2 separate regions of the Homo sapiens genome follow, and region 1 is linked to region 2. The links are chromatin contacts, found by Hi-C in ENCODE. All regions are on one chromosome and are shown on one strand. Each heading gives the region's core, a stretch centred on a gene start or an enhancer-like site at or near the end of the contact. The rest is flanking DNA. Distances are from core to core; before and after follow the strand shown. Region 1 holds the start of MMP1 (matrix metallopeptidase 1). Region 2 holds the start of YAP1-DT (YAP1 divergent transcript).

Region 1 (4,938 bases), core at 800-3,299, 690 kb after region 2:
TGTCTAATTTTTATATTTTTAGAAGAGACAGGGTTTCACCATATTGGTCAGGCTGGTGTCAAACTCCTGACGTTGTGATCTGCCTGCCTTGGCCTCCCAAAGTGCTGGGATTACAGGCATGAGCCACTGCGCCCAGCCTAATATTTAATATTTTTCTTATTTACAAAACTGATAAATGTTGACTGCTGGAAATTTTGGAAAACACAAAAAGCCTTCCTTTTCTTTAATTTCCACATAAGTTTATGACCGCTGTTAAATTTCACTGTTTTCTTCTAATGAAAAAGTTTCAATGTTGATGCCCACAATTAAAACATCAAAGTTTTCAACAATTTTCTTAATAAAAATTTTAGAGTGGCCTAGTTGTCACTGCTAAGATGTTGTTAGCTAGCAGAAAAGACCGCTCTTTCACTTTTCTAAGTGTATCACTAATTTTCTGAGTGGTAATAGAAAAATATATACTTCTATGAATGCATTCTTTCAACTAAATCAACCAATATTACAATGAAACATGAAGGGGTGGGAGAATTGAGAGAGGCAAATTTGATTGGCTTACCTCTGAAATTGTTGGTCCACCTTTCATCTTCATCAAAATGAGCATCCCCTCCAATACCTGGGCCTGGTTGAAAAGCATGAGCAAGATTTCCTCCAGGTCCATCAAAAGGAGAGTTGTCCCGATGATCTGAAAGAAACAATTCAACAAAGATTCCTTGTGGTTCTTATGTAAGCTAAGCCAGAAGGGCAAGCATTAGCTTTGTTAAGAGGCCAACAGACTTCCATCAACTGTGATGCAGTTTCCCTCTTCGAGCCCATAAAATCAACATTCATCTTAAACAATCAATTCCAGTTGCAAAGCTACGAGATCTAGGGGCAAGGTGAGGTTAAGGTGCTATAAGAAGAACTTACCTCCCCTGACAAAAGATATCATGATGTCTGCTTGACCCTCAGAGACCTTGGTGAATGTCAGAGGTGTGACATTACTCCAGAGTTGGAAGGCTTTCTCAATGGCATGGTCCACATCTGCTCTTGGCAAATCTGGCGTGTAATTTTCAATCCTTAGAATGAAACAAAATAGAGACACATTGGACATGACTTCTTACCACTGTCATGGGAAATAGCTCTCTCACTCTGGCCCTCAGTCTGCCTACCTGTAGGTCAGATGTGTTTGCTCCCAGCGAGGGTTCCCCTCAGTGAGGACAAACTGAGCCACATCAGGCACTCCACATCTGGGCTGCTTCATCACCTTCAGGGTTTCAGCATCTGGTTTCCCAGTCACTTTCAGCCCAAAGAATTCCTGCATTTGCTTCAATTTTTCAACCACTGGGCCACTATTTCTCCGCTTTTCAACTTGCCTCCCATCATTCTTCAGGTTGTAGTATTTTTCCAGGTATTTCTGACAAAAGAAAATTATCGAAACACTGCATGGGAAATCTTTCTCATTATTCTAAAAATTGATGGCATTAAGTTTTAGCCAAAACAGAGAACTGCTTTTAAACCTTGTGTTTAGATTTCGCAGTTGCTTTTATCCTTATTTTTGGTGAGAAATGAAATTTCAGAGTAGAAATGTCCCTACTATTAGTTATTGTGAAGTAAGAACTTCATAGTAGAGCAATTTTTGTAGAGCAAGATTTGCATACTGTTACAAGTCTACAATTTGTGGAGACAAGTTTGGATGTTGTTCCTTTAGTTCACTCTCACCTCCAACTGGAAAAAGAGAGCGTATGCATGGCTAGATACATTTTGGGTGGAGGGTGCTGTTTCTAGCAAAAAAAAAAAAAATCTCTTTATAAGAAACCTATCCTTAAAAAACTCTATTACATTACTGCAGAAAAATACAAACTAAAAATTTACATTATTGTCACATGCAATGCAGCATTTACCTGGACTAAGTCCACATCTTGCTCTTGTGTTTCTAGAGTCGCTGGGAAGCTGTGAGACACCACACCCCAGAACAGCAGCAGCAGCAGTGGAGGAAAGCTGTGCATACTGGCCTTTGTCTTCTTTCTCAGTGCAAGGTAAGTGATGGCTTCCCAGCCTCTTGCTGCTCCAATATCCCAGCTAGGAAGCTCCCTCTGTATATATAGAGTCCTTGCCCTTCCAGAAAGCCAGAGGCTGTCTGACTCATGCTTTATAACATCCTCTTGATTAGCTATGAATAGACTAGGCAATCATTAGAAATGGTGACTCCTAGCAGATTATTTGGAATCACTTGGTGTTGCAATGTCATGATTAACTTCAAACAAGATGTGTGCGAAGGAGACACACTCTGCCATGTAAACAGTGGTTTTCTCCAATTCATTTCTTTCCTATTTGAGAAAGGTTCTTGTTATATACACAGGTCAAAGAGTACTCCATGGTCTTTTTGAAAAAGACTGGTTCTGATGGTCATAAAGTGCTACAGGTTTCTCCACACACCTTGCTCCCAGGGCAGAGGGTGGAATTACTAACACTGCGCACCTGATGGCTGTTCGGCACCTGTACTGACTGAAGTTCAGCTCCCCCAGCACTCACTTTACGGTGGCTCTTCGGGGTTCTCTGAGGTTCCCTTCTGCCTTTGTTAAGCTGCCTGGTACCCTATTGCGATAGCACCATGGCTTCCCTTAATCTTTACTCAGAGCCAGGCATGGTGGCTCAAGCCTATAATCCCAGAATTTCAGGAGGCCGAGGCAGGGGAATCACTTGAGCCCAGGAGTTCAAGATCAGCCTGGGCAACATGGTGAGACCCCATCTCTGTAAAAAACAAACAAACAAACAAACATTTTTTAAAGTTAGCCAAGCATGGAGTCATGCACCTGTAGTCCTAGTCACTGAAGAGGCTGAGGTGGGAGGATCACTTGGGCCTGGGAGGTTGAGGCTGCATTGAGCTGTGATTGTGCCGCTGCACTCCAGCCTAGGCAACAGAGAGGGACCCTGTCTAAAATAAAATTTGAAAAAATTTACTCAGGCCTAGGATTTAAGAGCCTTACCTGAGAAGACCCCTCATCCACAGGCGGAGTATGAGATAACTCCCCACCCCTTGCCCATCATTATCATGGGACAAATAGGATCCTTCCCTGAAACTTGTCTGAATGTACCGGATGATGAAAAGGCTGGAAAGAGACTGAGCGTGACTCTGGGGTCTTATTTTTAATCATACTTGTTTCCCTTGATATGAGTCTATCTTCGCTCCTTGGTGCTAGGCAGCATTTATTTATTCTTTCATGTATGCATTCATTCATATATTTATGCATTCCTCCATTCAAAAGATCTTATTTAGCATCTCCTGCCCATTAAAATAAATACATGGCTCTGTAATGAAAGATGTGTATTCCTGTACTTATGTTCCACATTAAATTGTCTTGGGTACTGGTGACCGGTGTCACCAGTGCTATCTGTAGCATTCCTGGTAAGAAAAGTTGGTTTATCTCTGTAGCTCCCCTACTCATGCCCCACTCTCCTTCCTTGGAAGCATTTATTGAAAACATACAGTGGAGAAACACTGGCCTGTTTTATCACTTCAGCACCTTATGGTGTCTCCCACCTTTCCCACTGTATCAGGTTTGCTTTTCAACACTTTCCTCCCCTTATGGATTCCTGTTTTCTTTCTGCGTCAAGACTGATATCTTACTCATAAACAATACTTCAGTATATCTTGGATTGATTTGAGATAAGTCATATCCTTTCTAATTATTTAACTACAATTTCCTCATCTAAGTGGCATAACATGTGAGTTCAAGAGGGTAAGAAGAATGGGAAGACATTCTCACGAAAAGGAAATCCTCTTCTCAGAGGCATCAGAGGGAGGGTGCGGCAGAGACCAAAGAACACTTGCCACTGAAGTGACTCCAGCACAGACAAAGAAAATAGTGAAAGGGGCTCTTCATATTAGAGGGTGAACATAGACTATGTTTTAAAAGTCAAGGAGTGGCAGATATACTCGACTGTGAGGGAATCTAGTCACTGTGAAGACGTGACAAGCCTAGCTCCACTGAGGCCTGGGAAACAAGGGTGAGTTAATAGGTTAACTCAGGAAAGCAGCATGTGACCATCTGTGATTGGACAGGAAATTGCCTAAGACGTCACCCTGGAAGAGTCTCATACACTGTCCCATCTGGCAAGAGCCTGCACATCCTGCAATGTAGAAGTTTTCAAACTTTTATAAACCTCTGTATCCTTTACTTAAACAAAATCCCTTTTGGAAAGCAAATTTGAAAACCAGGTGAAAACAGAAGTTCTCTGATGGAAGTTGGAAATAGAGCCTTGGAGTCCCCCACAACCCGCCACATCATGCCTGCTTTTTCCTCCCTTCTCTAGCAAAGCTCCCTGCATCTGAGTCCAGAGCTCTCATGCTAAATGCTCATAGTGTTTCATTAAATGTCATAGTTGCTGACGTGGATTGGAAACTGGTTGCTTGAAACATCTTTTCGTTAATTTTTTTTCCTAAAATAAACGAAAAAAATTAAATTAAGTTTTGGTTAAGCAGCCAGCCTAGATTCACATGGCCCTGAATCTTGGAATTTCCAGTTAGGTATTCATGGAAGATCGTCTAATACAACATATGTAACTTTGCAGCTGGTGCTAGCATATGATTTATTTGAGAGTAAAAAAGAAAACAAAAATTTAGAACAGAAAGCTGGGGATTAAATCATACCAAATCCTAGCAATGCCTAAACTTAGCATAGTTTCCAAGAAGTTCAGAACATGTTAAAGTTGTATTTGCTCTTCACATCCATACTATTTGTTTCCTCTGGGAGCATCTTCTTCCCCCATAATTCTCTTTTAAATGTAATTTTCTGAAATTATTCCTTTACCCCTTATGACAAGCATAAGAGGGCTCTCGTGTGGCTGTGTCAGCTGACTCCGGACTATTTCCAGGCAGCCAGATTATTTCCGTGGTTTTCTTGGTTGCTTCATGCTGGCTGCTCTGTGAAAGGCCTCAAACATATTTGTATTTTTCCATAT
Region 2 (5,356 bases), core at 2,676-5,175:
GTAGTGTAACCTTATTTGGACAAAATGTTAAAAGCTTTGATTGAAGCTTCTCATGAATGTGGGGCTAGGCCCTATAAGCTTAGGCGTTGGAATAAAACACAGATAACTGGATTAAAACAGTATAACAGATTCGGTTCATTAAAATCCATGAGAGAACGGGATTGAAGATTTAGATAATTGTGAGAAATTTATTTATTATTATTATTGTTTTTTGAGATGGAGTTTCGCTCTTTCGCCCAGGCTGGAGTGCAATGGCACAATCTCGGCTCACTGTGACCTCCGCCTCCTGGATACAAGTGATTCTCCTGCCTCAGCCTACCAAATAGCTGGGATTACAGGCATGTGCCACCATGCCCGGCTAATTTTTGTATTTTTAGTAGAGACAGGGTTTTGCCACGTTGGTCTTGAACTCCTGACCTCAGATGATCCACCCACCTCATCCTCCCAAAGTGCTGGGATTATAGGCATAAGCCATCATGCCTGGCATGGGAAGTTTAAACAATGAATTACGATTTCCAAACTGAATGGCAAGGATGTTATCTTAGTCTGTTTGTGCTGCTATAAAAAATACCACATACTGGATAATTTATAAATACTAGAATTTTATTTCTCACAGTTCCGGAGGTTGGGAAGTCCAAGATCAAGGCAGCAACAGGTTTGCTGTCTCATGACAGCTGCTTTCTACTTCCAAGATGGTGCCTTGTTGCTGCATCCTCTTAAAGGGATGAAGGCTGTGTCCTCACACAGCAGACAGATGAAAGGGCAAAACAGCTGAATGCTGTGTGAAGCCTCTTGTATAAAGTTCTTAATCCCATTTAGGAGGGAGGAACCTTCGTGACCTAATCACCTCCTTAAAGGCCCCACCTCTTTAATACTGATGCACTGGAGACGTTTCAACATGAATTTTGGAGAGACAGAAACACCCAAACCATAACAGAAATGAAAAGGGAAGGGAGTGATAGGTTGCAGAAAAGGGAGAGGTTAAGGATAAATGAGATGTGAGTAATGAAATAAGAGAACCAGATGATTATTAAGAATATGGTATACCATAGTCTGACTTCACTACTGGAGTATTTCTGGATGATGCAGAGTACAGACGAAGGGGCAGGTGGCTAAAGTGAAGTAGAGATGAGGGTCCATTTTAGTTGACAGGTCAACTAATTGGGATACGCATGTTTTGAGATAGTGATCTACCTGGACATTGAAAATGATCCAGGATAAGGGTGCATCTTTATACGAAGAAGGTGACTCCCTATTTTAAGATGCTGCCAACAGATAATTGGTCCACAAAATGGGCAGAAGAGGAAGGGAGTAGACAAAGGACTGAATATGTTATCTTTATCCCCTACTACACCGTGGTTGAAATTGTATAAACGAGGAATAGTAAATTACAAAATCTTGGTTGATGATACAGAAGTGCTTACAGAACATAGTCACTCCAAAGACCCTTTCACTCCACTTATCAAAGTAATTTTGTCCTCAGTTTAATGGCAGGTGAAACAATATTGAACAAAGCAGCCTCTGCTGTATCTGAAGCCCTTTAGTTAGTGTTCATAGCAGTAAATGCTCTAGTAAAGGGACAGCTTCTATTCCAATCCCAGGTTTTCAATCACTTTGGTTCTTTTTTTGAGACAGAGTCTCGCTGTGTTGCCCAGGCTGGAGTGCAGTGGTGTGATCTCAGCTCACTGCAACCTCCACCTCCTGGGTTCAAGTGATTCTCATGCCTCAGCCACCTGAGTAGCTGGGACTACAGGAACATGCCACCACACCTGGCTAATTTTTATGTATTTTTTTTTTTGTAGAGACAGGGTATCACCATTTTGGCCAGACTGGTCTCGAACTTCTGACCTCAGGTGATTCCCCTGCCTTGGCCTCCCAAAGTGCTGGGACTACAGGCATGAACCACCGCACCCGGCCCACTTTGGTTCCTAAAGTTTTCTTTCAGGTAAAGTTTTTAATGCATAGTTTCTGCCCAAAGGTTTTGTTTGTGTGGACTGATTATTGGATAAGAGAGGAAGGGACTACCAACAGGGTCCCTGAGGCTGTGCTTAGAAAGAGAGGGCTGCTGCAAGGAGAGGCTATGTTACTACCTGTGAAATAATCTGTGAACATGGGACAACAATGACAACTGACATTGATGTGGAACTCACTGCACGTCCCAAACTGGGCTAAGTACTTTATATCCATTGACTCATTTAATGCCCCAACAACTATGAGGTAGGTGTTATTACCCCTGATGCTAATATTAAAGAACAGGAAATAAATAACTTGTCCAAAACCTCACAGCTAGTAAATGGCAGAACTGGGACCTGAACTCAAAACTCTGTAACTCCAGAACCTGCAAGTCTGTCGTTAAATGCACTTGACATTTAGGAGTGGGAACAAATCCAAGAACTAGTCATGGGTGTCATTTACTCTGATCCTTTTTTTCAGACAGGAAACTGGGGGTTCAGAGTAGTTGATTGGAATCTTCTGTTAGAATTTTGAGTGTCTGAGGCCTGCTCCTTTGGCCGAGCCCTACCACACCAAGTGATACAGATCCTTCAGAATTCTCCTGGGCATGTTCTGGCTGAAGGAAGAAATTACCTTTTTGCTCACGGACTTTTTCCTTGCTTAATCCTACTTATACCTTTGTTTCACTAGCATTGTAGACAAAATCATTAAAACAAGAAAGCCAGATTTCCTTAGAATGGGCTTGTGCATTTAAAATTAGACTGATGTTGCACAATCCTATGAATATATTTAAAAAAACAGTGAATTGCTTAAATATACTAATATGTACAACTATTGCAAAAACTGTATGGTATATAAATTATATCTCAACAAGGATGCTTTAAAAAAAAAAAACCCAGAGTGTATGACTTAAAAAACATTTCTATTGTTTTTGAGTGGCTTCCAGAAGGGCTCCTTGTACATCAGGTGCCTGGGATGACCTCCTTGCCCATTCATTTCTTATTCAGTCCACATTAACGGAGTCCACCGTTGGGCCAGGCACAGGGATAGCAGGGGTAGGGACCCAGCTCCTTGAGGATGAAAGACAGGTACAGAGGCATGAATGCTTGTACCTGAAGACGCACTAATTTTTTGGGTTGCGGCTTCCAGTGACTATTGCAAATTCGAGTACTAAAAAAGTTGATGTGATTTCACTATTTGGAAAATGTAGTGTTTTTGTTTCTTTTAATAAGTTACACTGAGTTACAGACCTGGTCTCAAAGCTTCAATTACAGTAACCGTTTACCCCTCTCAAGTGAGTTTTTGCAGACTAACAGATAAGTGAAACAATTACAAAATAAAGTTAATGCTGAAAACAATGGATCTTTATTAACATCAATGCCGGCTCACGGTATCTATTTTAACTCCAATCTATCCTCGCGGCTTTAAGCTCGCACAGGCGCTCCGCTCGGTCAAGCCGGGGTAACGCGAGGAGGAGGAGGTGGGTTCGCACATCCTCTCTCCACTTCTTTCGGCCTTGGCCCTTTCGCAGGTCCAGGCGAACTGGAAGCGCCTTTCCCGAGCACGGGCGGGGAAAAGGGGCCGAGCGGAGCGGAAGAACTTCCTGCAGCCAAGGGCGCCCGCGTTCTCCGCAGACACCACAGTTCGGACCCGGATTGGACCCATCGTTTGCGGTTCGCGGGGCAGAATACGGGGCACGCTTCGGGCCCCTGCCCGGCTGAGCGCGGGCGAAGGGCGGACCGGGCCAGGGCGAGCGGGTCACGTGCGGCCGGGAGAGGCGCCGCGGGCCGGGAGTGTGCAGGAATGTAGCAACTTGCAGCGAAAAGTTTCCCTGCGCTGCCGGCCGGGCCGCGGTGCGGGCGGGCGCGCAGAGGAAGGAAGAGCCGAGAGGAGGCGGGGCCGCGGCGGCGCGGGCGGGCGCTTCTCCTAACTTTAGTTTTGGCGTTTGAGGCGAGTTTCTGTCTCAGTCGGGCGCAGCCGCCGCCAGGGAAAAGAAAGGGAGGAAGGAAGGAACAAGAAAAGGAAATAAAGAGAAAGGGGAGGCGGGGAAAGGCAACGAGCTGTCCGGCCTCCGTCAAGGGAGTTGGAGGGAAAAAGTTCTCAGGCGCCGCAGGTCCGAGTGCCTCGCAGCCCCTCCCGAGGCGCAGCCGCCAGACCAGTGGAGCCGGGGCGCAGGGCGGGGGCGGAGGCGCCGGGGCGGGGGATGCGGGGCCGCGGCGCAGCCCCCCGGCCCTGAGAGCGAGGACAGCGCCGCCCGGCCCGCAGCCGTCGCCGCTTCTCCACCTCGGCCCGTGGAGCCGGGGCGTCCGGGCGTAGCCCTCGCTCGCCTGGGTCAGGGGGTGCGCGTCGGGGGAGGCAGAAGCCATGGATCCCGGGCAGCAGCCGCCGCCTCAACCGGCCCCCCAGGGCCAAGGGCAGCCGCCTTCGCAGCCCCCGCAGGGGCAGGGCCCGCCGTCCGGACCCGGGCAACCGGCACCCGCGGCGACCCAGGCGGCGCCGCAGGCACCCCCCGCCGGGCATCAGATCGTGCACGTCCGCGGGGACTCGGAGACCGACCTGGAGGCGCTCTTCAACGCCGTCATGAACCCCAAGACGGCCAACGTGCCCCAGACCGTGCCCATGAGGCTCCGGAAGCTGCCCGACTCCTTCTTCAAGCCGCCGGAGCCCAAATCCCACTCCCGACAGGTAACCTCGTTGCCCCTCTCCCCGTTTCCCCGTCGGGCGGGCCTCAGACCGGGGGGGCGCTCGGGAGCCGCGGCCGCCAGCTCTGGTCAGGGGAGGGGGGTTGCGGGAACTCTAGCTGGGGTGGGGGTCCCGAGGCGAAGTGGAACTGGAGTCGTCCACTCCGCCGCGGTGACCAGCTCCCCACTCCTCCCAGAGTCCGGGGCTGAGATTTGTTTTTCCCTTCTGAGTTTCTCTCTGCGGTTGCAGCCCCGGGGGGCGTGCTTTCCCTCCTTCTTCCTTTCTTTCTTCCCGGGGTTCCCGAGAGGTTGGCGGGAGTGGAGGAGGGGTGGGGAGGAAGGAAGGGGGTGGGGAAAAGTCGGGCCTGGGCCGCGGTGGGCTTGCACAATGCGCGCGCCTCCGCGCGCTCCGCACCTTCGCTCCCGCCGGGCCGGGCTGGGAAAGGGGGAGGGGGGCCTCTGGCATTTGTGTGTGGGTGTGTTGCCAGCGGCGGCCGAGTTTGTGAAGTTGAGCCCTGGGCCCCTTTCCTTTGCGGCCTCTCGGTCCACTTCAGTCTCCTGGGGGAGTCAAATAATTGTTCTCTTGTTTTCCAGTGTTGATTAGAGGTGGGGGTAGAACCGGTCCATTTAGTTTTTTGCTCTTTCTTTCCTTCCCCCCTCCCGTTTCCCCTCCCCCTCCCGTAAGCATTTATTTTCCTCGCGGCTCAGGCGATTTCGGAATA

What was found. A loop is a pair of places that touch in the nucleus more often than their neighbours do.
Region 1: a map of endothelial cell of umbilical vein shows a loop between it and region 2 (4-fold over the local background). The contact joins the promoter of MMP1 here to the promoter of YAP1-DT in region 2. A Hi-C loop is called at or near these places in 1 of 168 maps with a recorded cell type or tissue (endothelial cell of umbilical vein).

What each region holds. Positions count from the first base shown.
Region 1 is chr11:102,796,111-102,801,048 of GRCh38, forward strand. It overlaps MMP1 (matrix metallopeptidase 1), which reads right to left and starts at 2,050. Exons shown (of 10, transcript NM_002421.4): 1 at 1,878-2,050; 2 at 1,146-1,390; 3 at 904-1,052; 4 at 554-679. The coding sequence starts at 1,982. It also overlaps the pseudogene WTAPP1.
Region 2 is chr11:102,106,532-102,111,887 of GRCh38, forward strand. YAP1-DT (YAP1 divergent transcript) reads right to left here and starts at 3,926. Exons shown (of 1, transcript NR_198976.1): 1 at 3,296-3,926. YAP1 (Yes1 associated transcriptional regulator) reads left to right here and starts at 3,916. Exons shown (of 9, transcript NM_001130145.3): 1 at 3,916-4,638. The coding sequence starts at 4,318. RefSeq lists silencers at 3,639-3,688, 3,699-3,828.